Regions from separate parts of the Mus musculus genome. Here region 2 is linked to region 1. The links are chromatin loops, found by intact Hi-C in ENCODE. Cell type or tissue: heart. All regions are shown on one strand.

Region 1 (5,000 bases):
GGGAGGGGCTCGGGGGCGCGCAGTCGGCAGGGCTCCGGCGGCGGCATCTGTTCGTGGTGCTGAAACCCGGAGCGCTGAGCTCAGCGCAACTAACTCACAATGGACAACTTTTCTTCGCCGTGGGGGCGGCGGGCGCGCACCCCCATGGTTGGAGCTCCTCGCGGGTCCCCACAGCCCCTTTCAGGCATAGACACTCAAGTTAGGGCAGAACTGGGGGGTCCCGGGGGCGCCTTTCTTTTGTTCCCCGGGAGCTGGCGTCAGGTTCCGAGAATAAAAAGTGAGGCCGGCGGGATGGCCGGGAAGGGGCCGGCTAGGAGAAGGATCACCAAACCGGGTCGGCAGTGCCACGCGGAAATGGCTTCCAAGGAGTTTGGGGTGCGGGCCTGAATTGCCGCCCCCTTGTGTCCCCCTCCCACCGCAGCAGGGATCAGGGGATGCCGAGGCCGGGGAATGTCCACGTTCCCAAAACATGTCCACCGCTCAAGATGGACGCCGGGCAGCCGGCGCCTCGGAAGGTACGGCGCAGATCTTTGGCCGGCCGCCGGAGCCTCGCGCTCCCCTCAGCCACCACAAATCAGCTCTTTCTATCAAGAAAGGGAGGACGGCAACTTTGAGGACTGCAGCCATAACCCCACGGGAGTCGGAGCGTGCGACGACCGTACAGGCACTTTTTAGGGTGCTGCCAAAGTGCCCGGCGATCCTCCCTGGACCCCGGTCCCCTGTGGGGGATAGGCCCCTCCTTACTTGTTTGTCGCTGAGCGCTGCGATCCGTGGCTGCCTTTCGTGGAGCTGCTTCTTGAGGTCGCCGTTCTATGAAGACACAGAGGAGCGGGCTCAGCCTGGCCGCCCCGGGGGGGGGGGCGAGCAGGCGAGCCCCGAGCCCCGCATCCCCACCACCCACTGCCTGGCGGACCAAGCCGACCCCAACGCGCCCCAACTTTCCGGGACCGCTTTCCTCACACGGGCCACCGTGCAATGTCGCGCGAAGCAGCTTACCTGTGGCTGCCGCCTCATTGGGGCAGCTCCCGGGGCGGGGCGGGGGCCGAGGCCACCCGGCGGCGCGCCCCGAGCCGTGCAAGTTTGCAGGCCGGGGTGCGGGTGCGAGTGAGTGTAAGAGTGTGTGCCGGGGGAGGGGGGACGAACAAAGAGCCAAGTAAACACGGCGAGTCCGTGTCGAGCAAAGCTCATAAATATTCAAGTCGCGTCCTAATCTCCCCAACACACACACGCGCACGCCGCAATATCACTCGGGCACCGGCCGCCTCTCGCCGGAGTCACAATCGCCAAACTACTTTTGCTAACAGTGAGGGTCGGTGCCGGGCTGGGCCCGGAGCAGGAGGCTAGGAGCTGGCCGGTCCATGCACCCTGTTCCCTGGGCAGCTCTAGGAGGGTCCCCTTTCCGGTCGCCCGAGTTGTGCAAACGGGGCAGTGGCAGAGAAGACGCCACGCTGGGGTCCCACGAACCCTGGATCTGCAAACAGTGCTGGATCGCACGGAAGCGAGGGGGAGAGGGAGAACTAAGGGTTCCATCCCAGCCCCGGGACATGTTCCAGGAAGGGGCCTGCTTCCAGCACCCCTGAGACCAAGAGTTAGATACGGAGCTTCGATCCCTCTCGCCTCCACTCCCCGGGCCACTAAGGCTCCCCGGTCCAGTATCCGGGACTACCTACCTGGTGGCGCGCGAGTTCCACCGCGAGCGCCTCGGACCGGCTTTGCAGCTCCATCGCCGCAACTTGGGCAGCACTTTGCGCTCACTTTGGCCGGAGCTCGCAGGAAGTTGTGCGGCTCGGCGGGAACCAGACCGGGAGAGCTCGGATCCGGTGTCCCGGGCACAGAGAGACACGAGTTCCCTCCTGCAGCGCCGATAGGAAAGGAGGCTGACGAGAGGGAAGAAAGGCGAGCTGGCGCCCAACTCTTCCGGCTGCCGCTAAGTTGCGCCGGGTGCCCGGGCTGCCTGCGCCGCCCGGCGCATGGCCCCCAGGCGCCGGGAGCCCCGCGCAGCCCCCCAGCGCGCGCCCTGTCGCCGCCCGCGCCAGCTGACCGCCGGCAGGGACTATATTTCCTCCGGCGCGCGCGCCTGGATCTCGCTGGGGCCGCGGCAAAGTTGTGCCTCGGCACGATGCTAATTCGGCAGTGCCCGGATGGAGCGGGCCGGGGCGGCAGGAGGCGGTGCCGGGAACCCGCTGCCCGCCCCGCCCCGCCCCGCCCGGCCCGCGCGTGCGCATTGCGTTCGGCCCAGCGACCAGGCTCAGGAAACAAAAGTGGCGGCTGAGCGGAGCGCAAAGTCGCGGCTCTGAGATCTGGGCGCCCGAGCGATCTCCTCGGTGCGCAGCCGAGAGCACGGGGAGCAGGGAATGCTTTCACAGTCCCACTCCCGGAGCGACAATTCCCGCAGCAAACTGAGATGCCACCCTCCTGCTTCTTGCACCTCCTCCCTCCTCCGCTTCCCCTTCTCGCCTCGCTCTCCGGTTTTATTTAAATCACCCGGTCCTCTCCCGCAGCGCCTAGCACTGAGACTGGGGAACTAAATCAGTCCTGTCGCCGGAGTCCCAGCGCCTAATGGCCGCTGTGGTATTTAAATAGTATGAAAACTGATCTCTTGATTGGTCCTTTAATGATTTTTTTTACACTCACAATTAAACTCTCAACAGATGTCCCTAGACTTTTTTTTTTCCAGACAGTTGTTAAAAATCGTAAACACGACAGGTCAGTGTGACATAAAGCAATCATAACTACAGCTGCGGAGATGACATTTCAGAATTCCCAGTCCCGGGGCCGGGGTCAACGTCTCAGAGATTACTGCGGCGGAGTTTCCTGTCCTCATCAATTAATGTCGGGGCTTTGTGCCCTGCTGGGCGCTAGCACACTAGTGTGTTTCAAAGAGGCCAGGGAAAGGGGGGCCTCTGTGTCAGAGTAACCGTGAATTGATAGAGACTCATAACTAACTCTTTCCGTGGGTCACAAGAAAAGGAGGAAGGAAGGAAAGAAAAGAAAACTCAGGCACACCAGTCAGAAATGTCTCTTCAATGGATGCCAACAGTCTACATATTTCCTTTACCCCTCAGGAGAAATCTCTCTCTCTCTCTCTCTCTCTCTCTCACACACACACACACACACACACACCAGAACACCAGTGTTGTTAGAGCCATATACAGTATTGGTCACAGTCGACAAAGATGACAACGATCTAACTGGCTGACTAAACTGGTTCCTCCCACTTCTGGGTTAGACTCAAGTCAAGACAATGTCTCCCACTCCCCATTTTTTCTTTCAACCCCCCCCCCCATTTTGTAGTTAGAGGTGCAGAGGATCCAGGGGCTGGAGCATACTAGGCAAGCCTCTGTTACAGGAGCCATGCTCAAAGCTCCACTCATGTCTTTTGCTGGGGAGGACAGCAGCCTAGGTGAAGACTGGTGTTTGGAGGACCAGGAGGGGCATGTGCTGGCCAAGAGACTCCCTCCTGTGATTTCTGTAAATGTCATTGGCTTTTGGCAAAAACTCAGGGTTATCTTTCTGGCCATGTGGTCCTTTCATCAACAGGGTAGACTTTCTGGCTTTCCTTGGCTAGTACAGACTCTAGCAGATGCCCACCGAAGGAGATGTGCCTGGTCGGATGGTGACGACCCAGTGTGGTTTGTAGTTTTGCCCACTGTCGATTGATTTAGGCTTCAGTAATGATCAACATGTCACCCACTTCCTGGATCATGGCACAGGCCATGGTATGGGAGTTCTCTGACAGACAGTGCAGGAGAGGCAAAGTAAGCAACCAAGGATCAAACCCAAGGCCCGGCCTGTGCTAAGTAAACACTCTACCACTGGGTTACATCCCCAGCCACCTGCTTTGGAGACTCTGAACTTTGATCCCCCTGCCTTGGCTTCCTGAGCAGCTGGGAGCAGGTGTTCTTGTAAGCAAACATGTAGCTTTTCCTGAGCTCCTACAGGCTTCTCTCCCTTCACCTGACCAGTGTTCTCTAGAATATTCTTTCCCTCATTCCACATTTCACAAATTCTTTTCTTCAAGATTCACTTCAAATGTCTTTTCTGGGATACCCCCCCCTAATTTCCACAATAAAACTCCTATCACCCTCTCTGTTGGTCAACCAAGCAGTGCTTACTCATGAGGGGGTACTGGGAGTTGAACCCCAAATCTACCCTGAACAGAGTCAGACACATTTCTCTAAACCTCCTAACCTCACTTCTGTGCAAGATGGGAATCTATCACACTAGACACAGACACTCCGGACCCCTCAAGCGCCTTGCCCACATCTTGACACGTGGACTTATTTAATAGATGGGCTGAATTGCTATCCATTGCTTGCCCTGCTTGCCCCCAGCCTGGCCTTGGCAGCAAGCCTACCCTAGGGGAGTGGTAGTAGCTGCTTTTCTCATTCTGTGAGAAAACACCATGGCGAAGGCAACTTAGAGAACTACGAATTTCTTTGGGCTTATTGTTCCAGAGGAATAAAGAGTCCGCGGTGGTAGAAGGGAGGCAGAAGAAACAAAAGCTGGGGGCTTACATCTCAAACTATAAGCAGGAAGTGGGGACAAGAAACTGGAACTCGTGCTTTGTCACTTCCCAGGGACATTCTTCCTCCAGTGGGACCACACTTCCTAAACGTACCCAAGTTGTCCCATCAACTGGAGAATCACATATTGGAACATCTGAGCCTATAGGAGGTATCCACAGGAGCCACGGAGGCACCAGAACCCGTGTTCATTCTATGGCTGTGGAAGGAACGGCTGTTTGTAGGTAAGGTGTTACATACACCCTGGCATGCAACTCTGGCTCCAAGGACTTGAATGGCACAGCCTCTGAACACAGCCTTCCAGCATTCCACTTCTAGCATTTCCACTTGACATGCACTGACCTGAGCTCAGCACCCCCCTAACATCCCAGCTCCCCTCCCAGGCACATCCCCCTCTCATGTCCCTCCCCCACCCCAACCCCATCACTCACACTGCTAGTCTTTCTATGTGTAGCAGGATACTTATCTGGTTGT
Region 2 (5,000 bases), 180 kb after region 1:
GCAGAGGCAGGCAGATTTCTGAGTTCAAAGCCAGCCTGGTCTACAAAGTGAGTTCCAGGACAGCCAGAGCTATACAGAGAAACCCTGTCTCGAAAAACCAAAAATAAATAAATAAATAAATAAAGCATTAGCTTCATCTCTGGTGGGCGTGTGTGGGTGTGAGGGGGTGACAATATGTTGTCGTGGGACACCTGTTGTGTCTTTTCTACCACCCTAGCATTTCTCACTGAGTCTGGCAGTTCTTTCCTTTCTGGTTGTGCAAAGTTCTTTCTGTAGCAAACCAGACAGCAGCACACTGAAGCAGCTTGACTGACCAGTTAAGTCCCTGTGTGTGTGTGTGTGTGTGTGTGTGTGTGTGTGTGTGTATCCATGGCATTACTGTGGAGATCTGAGGACAAACTTCTCTGTGGGTTTGGGTCAGGGTCCGTCTTATGTTGTTCACAATGTCATGAGCCAGACTCGCTGGCTTTGGAGCTTCTGGAATTCCTCGGGTCTTTGCCTCTCATCTCACTGTGGATGTGCCACCATGCCTGACTTTTAGGTGGGCTCTGGGGATTCAAACTCAGGTCTTCATGACTGCATGGCAAATGCTTTACCCACAAGGAGACATCTCCCCATTCCTGACTCTGTTTTCTGAATCTGTGGGGGAAAAAAGTCACAATCCTTACTGCACAGGGTTGCTGTGAGAGTGAAGGAAGAGGTGTCACAGGGAAGTTTAGCACATAGTTTGTGCTTTGTAATCATTACTCTCGCAGACTTCCACAGGCACTTGCATTTCAAACAGACTGACATCTCCTGGGGTAGCCACTGCTGCTTGCCTCCAAGGCCACCTTTGGTATAACAAAGAAAGGAATCTGGTCTGTTGAACTCATGCCATGAAACATATTTTGTGCACACACCTATTCATGAATTTGTTCAGCCTACCTGAATGACGCACTGCAGGAACACACTGGCGGGCGCTACATTATCTACTCAGAATGAACACAGTGGACAGGGATTAAAGCAGTTTTCTGAGACTCCCTGTAAATCAGGGTGATCCTAGTACTGCCAGGCTGGGTAGAAAGTGTTCATCTGTCTCTCTTGGATACAGAGGAGGGCATTGTTTCTAAGGTGTCCCTTTTGTCCCTTCTGTGGGTTTGCCCTTGTAAAGCTGCTTGGCTGAATGGGCAGAGACTTCCGATCTGTGTTGACCTTAGATGGAGAGTTGGGATTACTGAGGCTCTGCCACACTGGATCTTGGAGGGCATCCAGTGTGTGGGTGGTGTGCTGTGGGTTCTAACTCCTCAGCTCCTAGCCTACAGTCTCCTTGAACAACTTCCTTCCTGTAACCCGGGAACTTCTCCAGTGTCACAGGTTCAAGTCTTAGGACCCTTTATGGAAGCAGGAGCTTGTGAACTAAATTGCATCACATGTAAATTGTTCAGTCTAGTAGTGGGAAGCCCAGACCTTTGAAGCCAATGCATGGTTGGTATTGCCAATACAACTTCTCTGGGCTTCCTCCTCTCCTGCTGTTAATTGCAGTAAATGGGGTGCCATCCTCATGGGAGATGTCCTGAGGACTGAAAAAAACATTTTCTCAAAGGCCAGCTACTTAGTAGGTACCCAGACTCAGGTGTTCAAACCACTGTTCTGGGCTCTGGTGCCACAAATTTCAAGCTGGCCAGGTAGTGATTTTGTATACCTTACACCCACAGAGTAGGTGGAACTCTGTGAGCTTGAGGCCAGCCTGTTCTACAGCGCTAGTTCTAGGACAGCCAAAGCCACATAAAACCCTGTCTCAAAAAGAAAAGAACAAAAACCCAGGTTTTATTACACATGCATTTTTCTTATGGGGCTGAAGGGATGCTTACAGCAAACCCATGTAGAAAAAAAGGAGCCAGAGGTAGAGGAAGTCCAAATAACTTGCCTGGGCAGGCCGACCTGGGAAGATGAGGAAGAGGAAATAGGCTTTGATCCATCCCAGCCTTATTTAGAGAAAGGAGAGGTGTCATTGACTTTTAAAGGTCCTCATGCTGAGTGCTCCAGCGCAGAGCCCACCCACGTGTACTCTCGAACGTTCGGGGTGGGCACTGAGTTCACCCGATTAACAGGTGCTGAACCTGGGTACATATGCTCATTAGTCCCTGGATCTAAGCCCAAGCTAGACGTGTCCAAGAGGCACATCGGAAGGGCCAGACGCCTACTCTGACACGTGGTAAGGGAGTCGGTCACTGCGGGGAGGACGTGAAGCATGCTAGGCTGGGGAAGGGCACAGGCTGTACAGCCTGTGGCTTGAGGTAGATGGAGTGAGCCCGGCTGGAAGTGGTTGCCCAAGGGTGGTTCCGGCCGAGCTCAACGCCTTCTGCGTTTCCGCGGGGCTGTCCAGGCGTGCAGATGGGGAAACTGAAGACAAAACAGCGCTGGGAAGACTGGCCGCGAGACATTCAGTCTCTTAAGACCAGGCTCATCGTGGACACGACAGCACAGTCCGTGGGTCCAATCGTAGCTTCTCTTGGGGGCGGGACGCGTCGTGGCCACGCCCCTTCGGGCGGGGCTTCCCGTTGCCGCGGGGCCGTTGATTTCAGGGCGGAACGTTCGCGCGGGCAGTGCGCGCGCGCGGGGGGAAGGCCTTGAGAGAGCGCTGCGGATTCGGCTGGGCAGGCTCGGCGTGGTGCACGCGCAGCGCCATCCGGCGCAGCGCCCGGCGGCTCCACCCAGCCGAAGGGGCGCGACCCGGGTGGGAGGCGGCGAGAGCGCGAGCGACACTGGTGTCTCCGTGGCACGGCAGGTGAGGCGGCGGGTCGGGGCTGGGTGCCAGCGCCTCGCGTCTCCCCAGCCCTCAAAACCCGCCTAGGGTGCCCAGGACCCTAGTGCCCTCTGATGCGCTGGGGACCCTGCCTCCGACATCCCCTGGGCTGCCTGGGTCCGCGGCCACCTGTGGACCTGATTACCTTCCACACCTAGAAAACCTCACCATCCTCCAGATTTCCCTCAGACTCAGCACACAGACCTCGGCGGCTTCAGGGCCCGAGACCGTTATATCTTCTCCAGAAGTCCAACAGATCCCCTCTGGTCCAACTCCAAAGCTTCGGGTCTCCAGGCCCATAGACTCCCATCCTTTCTTGGGTGGAGAGGCCTTCAGACCCACCTATCCCTAGAGACCTTCCTTCCTAGGATCTCCTGCCTCCTGCTCTCTATCTTGAGGTCCACAGAGCTTTTCAGCTTCTACTAGAGTGTTCTTGAGGTTTGTGAATTGTAAATAGGGATAAAAGTAGCACCATCTGATAGGTCAACAGAGGACCACGCATAACCAAAGAGGAGGTGGGATGTGGGGCTTCGCATGTGCGTTTGTTTTCACCGTGCAGTGGAGGCTGGTGTGGGACCGACTCATTGTGGAGAATGGCAGCGCTGGGAGTAACGGGAGTTGGGCAGTCAAAGCTCTTTTAGATTGTGCCCTCAATGTGTGGTAGTTTCTGTTACCACACACAGCCCACCAAAACCAGTCCAGGAAAGTAAAGCTTGATTACAGTGGTCTAATTGATGGGACGAAGGTAAACTAAAGGTCCATCTTTCTGGGATCCTGATTTAAGGGTGGCTGTCTTCCCTGAGGTGGAGGTTTGGGGCCAAATGGTACACATCTTATCATTTTCAGTCCTGGAAATCTCTAGAACAAGGATTATCCTTTCCTCGGGCTATTGTCATTGATAAACAGTCCTTGACTTGCTTGCTACACCGGCAGTCTGGTACCCTGAGGTAAAGCCCCAAGAAAGAACATGGCCTGATGATTGTGAAAGGCAAGGGCCAGGCATTTTTAAAGAGGGAGTGGATACCCTCTGCGGCCCAGTGCTGGGTGCTGGAGGCAGATGACACAGCTCCAGCTGGTAAGGGTTGGGAGGTGGGGATTAGCCAAGTTGGTGGTACTTAAGAGTGCCTTCAAGGCAGCTGGGGCTTGGGGGTTCTAGAGAGTAGCTGGGGTGAGGGAAGGGGATGCAAGAGGTAACAGGGAAGCAGACTCTTAAAGGTTGAGGAGTTCTGAGGATCACACCCAGGCCTTATGTTCACAGGTCAGACTGACTGGTGACTGAGCCATGTCCCTAGTCCTGGCTTACATATTTTTTCCAGTGGTCACTTTAGCTGTGGTGGAGCGACTTTTTTTTGTAGGCCAAAAGACCACAAAAGGTAGGAATGACTTGGACCCAGGCCGTGTGGTTCAGTAGCTCTCTAGAGCTTGACTGAGCTGAAAGCCCAGGCTTCGAGCTTGGGGCACTGACACGGGAACTTTTTTTAGGTGAGATTTTTATCTGTTTGCTTATAGGTGGTACTCACCTTAGCGCCTCACCAGGGTGTCTGCTATCCAAGTATAAGACACACTGCTTCCGGTAGGGGGAAGAGGGACTGAAGTCAGCGGGGGAGTCCTGAAGGAAAGGGGAAGGTACTGAAGGAGACGAGTTCGGATGTGTACCTGGAGGGGTTGAAGCTGCAAGCAGGAGGTGTCGATGTCCAGACAGGTGAGCACTGGAAGGTGTGACATGCACTACTGTAGGCAGTGAACTAGGGATTATAAGGAATAATGGATGAAGCCGGATTTGGGAGAAGGAGAGGGAAATGGAGATAGCCTAGTGCAGGAGGGCTTTCTGTGGCTACCACAGCCACACGTGACTGATAGGTACTTAGAATATACCTACAGTGGCAGGACTGGCATTTAATGGGTTAAATCTAGGGGTCCTGGGAAGCATGTAGGCTTCTCTGATATTATCCCATGGAATGCCTCTGGCCACCTGGCTTGGACACACTCTTCCTTTTTCACGTGTGAGGAACAGTCTCAGGGTGAGCCACGCAAGGCTGTAAGCAGCACAGCAAACTGTTGTTGGCTGGGCCCTTCTGGGTTGTGTACCTGTCTTTCCTCCCCAGCCTTCTGCCTGGAGACATGGCCATACCTCTTGTTTAGCTCTCCTTATCAATTCTGCTAAAGTTACTGTGTTCTGCAGGCAGCTGTGTGACAGAGCTGTCGGGGTTGGCTG

The links. A loop is a pair of places that touch in the nucleus more often than their neighbours do. Peaks named below come from ENCODE experiments on the same cell type or tissue, not always from the same donor. Only the 100,000 strongest peaks of a DNase experiment are listed, where the experiment ranks them.
Region 2: a loop joins it to region 1, with 2.4 times the contacts of the local background. A loop is called at or near these places in 1 of 42 quality-filtered maps.

The regions. Positions count from the first base shown.
Region 1 is chr15:84,853,995-84,858,994 of GRCm38, forward strand. Phf21b (PHD finger protein 21B) reads right to left here and starts at 2,135. Exons shown (of 13, transcript NM_001081166.2): 1 at 1,671-2,135; 2 at 745-810. The coding sequence starts at 1,724. In heart, no CTCF peak of the experiment used is centred here; DNase peaks (open chromatin) are centred at 977, 1,707 and 2,177; H3K4me3 peaks cover 3,386 bases; H3K27ac peaks cover 2,640 bases; H3K27me3 peaks cover 1,365 bases.
Region 2 is chr15:85,034,478-85,039,477 of GRCm38, forward strand. Fam118a (family with sequence similarity 118, member A) reads left to right here and starts at 2,585. Exons shown (of 9, transcript NM_133750.4): 1 at 2,585-2,767. In heart, no CTCF peak of the experiment used is centred here; DNase peaks (open chromatin) are centred at 2,564, 3,830 and 4,438; H3K4me3 peaks cover 1,704 bases; H3K27ac peaks cover 1,460 bases; H3K27me3 peaks cover 1,322 bases.